2 separate regions of the Mus musculus genome follow, and region 2 is linked to region 1. The links are chromatin loops, found by intact Hi-C in ENCODE. Cell type or tissue: left cerebral cortex. All regions are shown on one strand.

Evidence for each region. Hi-C counts contacts between places; a loop is a spot of excess contacts. Peaks named below come from ENCODE experiments on the same cell type or tissue, not always from the same donor. Only the 100,000 strongest peaks of a DNase experiment are listed, where the experiment ranks them.
Region 2: it touches region 1 in a loop (2.5-fold over the local background); 2 of 42 quality-filtered maps call a loop at or near these places.

Annotation. Positions count from the first base shown.
Region 1 is chr8:57,573,562-57,576,061 of GRCm38, forward strand. All of the region lies in intron 2 of Galnt7 (polypeptide N-acetylgalactosaminyltransferase 7), which reads right to left. Among named protein-coding and RNA genes, the nearest start is that of Gm25379, 25 kb to the left of the region's middle. In left cerebral cortex, a CTCF peak has its summit at 1,032; a DNase peak (open chromatin) is centred at 1,043.
Region 2 is chr8:57,636,401-57,638,900 of GRCm38, forward strand. All of the region lies in intron 1 of Galnt7 (polypeptide N-acetylgalactosaminyltransferase 7), which reads right to left. Among named protein-coding and RNA genes, the nearest start is that of AW046200, 14 kb to the right of the region's middle. In left cerebral cortex, no CTCF peak of the experiment used is centred here; DNase peaks (open chromatin) are centred at 1,422 and 1,627.

The sequences.
Region 1 (2,500 bases):
GAGCACACAGTGCCATCAGTTGTGTTTTCGCTGTTGAAAATCTGGCTCTAAGATTAACCCAAACCTCTTTTATATCGCTAATTTGCTAAAAAGGGGGAAGCCTTGTACAGAATAAGCTATATAAGGGCCCTGAACCCACGAATTAAAAGTTTAGAATTAAGTCTTTGAAATAATGTCACATCAAAAGTTTGCATCACAAAAAAACTTACATCACATTGCTATTTATCCTACTATTGTCTCTAGACTTCAGGAATGATGGGTAACTTAGGATAAGTTCCTGAATTCCAAAAGCAATTACTACTACAAAATATTAATTATTTTGACAGAGTACCCAGCCAGTGAGGCTTGAATCCCTGTGCTTGAACCAAGGCCACCTTCGTGAATTTAACTTTAATTCTTATGACAATGGCAATAGTTTCACTATGCCACCTAACACCATTTCTGCCCTAAGAATATGCTGGCCACCAGGTGTCGTTGCTTTATGCATCCCAGTTAGCCTCCTCCTATGTCGTTAGTGTAGAGACAGGAGCTCACAGCATCCGGTCAGTCACCTCTTTGCAAAGGCACAGCATCTTTATAACATAAGTCCATGCTCTGTATCAAAATATTAAAAGAGGCTGAGGCAGGAGGATTCAAAGTTCGAAGCTACATGGGACGACAAGGACAGACCCTATCTCAAAAATGATATGTTATAAATAGAATTTTTGGGTAGTTTGGCTAGACTGGAATAATTTAGTAGATAATTAAACTTTCTGATGTTAAGAAATTTGCAATGAAAGGCAATCTTGTGTTATTCTAATTTTTAGCAACGAATGTGTAGAGGAAATGATTAAAGTCAACTTAGTTTTCAAAAATCTATTGTTTCTGTCCTTAATCATTGTGCCTTACAGCCTTCAACCAAAAGCTTTCACAGACTTTCCCGTGGCCCACCCCACTCCCAACCTCCTTTTCATTCAGAAACAATCAAAACAAACAAACAAAGCTCTTCCTCGGAGGTGGCTGAGGGCCTGCAGCTCAGAGGCGCAGGCTCTGGGGGGCGCTCTTGCCTCACAGGAATACGAGCTCTCTGAGGCTGCTCTTCCCAGTGCAGTAGGGACTCACAACCTGTCCCTTTACAGCGGCAGTTGTGAATCTCCAGGGCCTTCCAAACGTGGAGTTTAGAGTCTCAAATCTTTCTCCAGAGCCCTTTATCCTAGTTTTTGATTTGCTCACTGGGAGTTTCCATTCTGCACAAAGTGCAGCTATTTTTCCCCTTTGATTAAAATGACAGTGCTCGCTCTAAAATAAGTTACTGGGTTATTTTTTTTTTTAAATGTGATTTTCCTCCTGCATGTTAGCTACATTTTGAAGATGGGATCTCCCACAGGATTCAGTGAAGAGGGAATAGCCATGGGCTGTTTTCCCTGTGACATGCTAAAAGGCATGGCTGAATGTAATTAGACTACGTTATTTATATAGCCGTAACTTGTGTAATTAGCTTGGCTTCCAGGTTAAATTGTTTTTTTTTTTTTAAAAAAAACATTGTAACATGTTTATTTTATATATTGTACGAATGACAAAACAACAATCCTGCTGATGCATCTTTCACATATTTAGTTCCCAGTGAACAAAGGTAATTAACTTATTTAAAGTGTACTTGGGATATAAGCACTGTACATAACTAACTATCGTACTACCACTTCCACAATCCCCACTGAAGAAAAAGGGCTGAAGCTGCCTCAAGGCCTATCCAACAGCTTGCCTTCGCTCGTGGGGATGCCAGACTCCCACTTAATCTTGAGACAGAGAAAGGATCTTTAACTCGCTTCAACCACTTTGACAACCTGGTCTTGAACAACATCACCAAGACCCACACAGCAGCAGCAGCTAAAACACAGGTGAGATCTGCTTAGTGTATGGCGTCAGGACATCGTCATAGGGTTTTACAGGCTACCAGCAGTAGTGTGCCCTACCTCTCTACCGCCCTGAGTGTCTCATGAATGTGTGGCCCAAGGACAGCACCTGCTCACCGAGAGACGCTTGCTTTGCAGAATGCCAGCTGTGAGTCTAGAATAAGTGCAGAGGGAGGGATCTCCTCTTTTCTTAAGTGTGACAAGGAGCCAGTTCCACAAAAGTGACCGATTTTCCATGTGGAAAATGGCCCCCTTTCTTCTGGTCGCGCCTGTACCATAAGATGGCCCTACCTCAGTGTTTGGCTTTGACTGTTCTTTACAACTCAGTACTTGTGATAAATGGGTACACGCATATTCCTGGGAAGCTTTTCATGGACAAGGAGAAAAGATGAGAAGAAATCAGATGATTCCAAACTCAGGACTTCAGGAGTCAGGAAGGACAGGACTGGAGGACATAAAACCTGTTTAGCGACTGTGAGATCCAATCCTGAAGGAAAGCAAAAGCCAAAGAAAACAGTTAAAGGCCCCCAGGTGTTTCTGCTTCTTACCACAGTCCGTCCTCTGAGGCCTTAAACCCCACAGGCTGTGTTCTCTATTCCGTACACCTT
Region 2 (2,500 bases), 63 kb after region 1:
AGGCTGGCTGTGATGACAAGTCCTTGACATCCTAGGATACAGTGGGAGGCTCAGACAGGATGATAAGAAGTTCCAGGCCAGCCTTAGCTACAGAGTCGGGTCTAACTGCAGGAAATAAGATAGCAAGGCAACAACAAAGACCAAATGACTGGCATGGAGCAGCACTTAGTGCTGTGCCACAAAGGCTCCTCTGCTTTGGAATGGCACTCATTCCCTGCCCAAGACTGAGAGCCCATTCTCCACGTCCTACCCTAGTCCCTAATCAAAGAGTTGAATGTAACCGCCCGAGGAATGAATGGCTTGATCTACTTACAAACGTGGCTGAGTTTTTCAAAATCTCAGCCAAACGGTGACAAGAGAGGTGCCAGAATGTCACGTGGCTCTCAACCATGACCTTGCTATGTCTGCGGAACCTCAGCAGAGCTCGTCGCTCTTGATCGAATAGCATCCAGTTCCCATAAGAGAAACTAGTACAGTTCACAGAGCAGAAAACCTGAGGCCAGTCGGCTGTGAGGCTTACTCAGGGGAACGACAAGACTTTGCCCGGCAGCAAAGACTGAGCCTCCACCACACATCCTGGTAACTCGCTCAACATTATAAATTTAGTATTCCTGAGCTGTAGGTCCCTTTGGCTGAATATCAAGTGCATTTAAATCATTAGACTGTCTGGAACTGGAAGCATTTCACAGTAGTAGAGAAGTCAAATGAATATAGAACAAAGTTTTATAAGATCAGGGATTTCTGTCAATGAACTAACTACAGCAACCAAAAATCCTCCATCATACTTTACCTGAATGCTTACACTCCCTAAAATGAACTTCACTAGTTTTCTTTGGAGACACTGGTCTGTACCCTTAATAGTAAGTTAAACATCCAGGGGATTGTCCTTTCCGGATCCCAGACGCTACTGACCACACCACTCACCCATCACATACTGGGAAACAGGGCTGTGCACACAGCTCGCATGTTCACAAGGCAGCGAGGAGAATTGAATCAACTGACCCACAGGTAAGGCCACAGTGGCTTCTGTCAAGGGCAGGACATTTCTTTTGTGCTTTGCTTCACCTCAAACTGGAGTGGCACGGTTTTGTTTTAGTTGGCATTTTCAGGGTGTCTACACCCAATACGTGTTTAAATGTATATATGCAATATCCTAAGTAAAGACTGGATTTCAGTACTGACTCATGGGTCTGCAAAAGAAGTGGCTCCGATAAATACCTAAACTGGAAAACAGGAGAAGTGAACCAGGAACTTGACTTAATAAGACGCTGTATTCTCCAATCTTTCTGTACTCTTTAAGATACAGCTACTAAGAAAAACAGTGGCAAATGGACCTAAGAGTCGACAGGGGCTGGGGGTGGGGCGCTGGCAGGAAGAGAAGCCAACTCAACAGCGGTGCTCAGCTTCCAGAGCGCCAAGGCTTCAAAGTTACAGCGCTACTATTCTAAGTCAGTCTTAAAGGATGTTATCAGGAAGACAGTCTATTTAGAAATTTAAATTTGATTTGATTTTCATTGCTGCATATGTGAGGCGGTTTAAAATTATACCCTTGTCAACCCAGGAAAATCTACAGTTCTTTGACAAAAAGGATTTGTGTAGGAAAAAAAAAAATAATCCGCCTCCGACCTTTCGCCGATTCATAGTCATGGCTGGACTCCACCCCTCCTCACACAACTGTGGTTTTCACAGGATGAAGAGGCCTCTGAAAACTATTGGTGTGTGTGTGTGTGTGTGTGTGTGTGTGTGTGTGTGTGTTTTAAGTGGGGCATGAGCGAGCACTAGAACGTGGAGGGAATGCAGAGATAACATACAGCAAAACTTTAAAAGGTTCATTATCTTCAATTTTAGAAATGAATTTCGTTCTCTCATTAGCACTGGTTCATGAGCAGAGTTATAAGGTTCAGCTATCTTCAATTAAAAAGAATCAGGGAGACAGAGAGAGACAGAGACAGAACTGGATATATTCAGAAAATGTACTTCTCTGTGTCCATGTCTGGCCACTGTAAGCAAGCTAGCTAGGCTCCAAACTCAGAGGCACACTGTGCCGGGATGGCAGGTCTGGACATTCTACCTCGTACACTGCACACCTCCACTACGTGCTGGCCCTCGAAAGAATCTTTCTCACATTTTACACCCACTGTGACCCAAAGAAACTGACCAACCACTCAAGGGCAGGCTTCATAATCAAGAGAATCAAATCTTCTATCAAAGGAGGGGAACAAAGAAGTAGCTCGCTAACCAAATGGCAGTTCTTCTCATGAATACCAAGGCACCAACAGGGAAGGTATTTCAATCCATTCGAAAACAAAAACTACACTGAATAAATACATATTATCTTTGCTATATCTCAAAAAAAGGATTTATGTCTTATCACTATTTATAAAACCCACCTTCCACACTTTCTGTATTTTATCAGGTCTTTTGACATACATGAGACATACTTCCTTTTAAATGCAAGTGCCGGTTAGGCAAGCTAAAAGTGGATGTAAATCAGAATGCT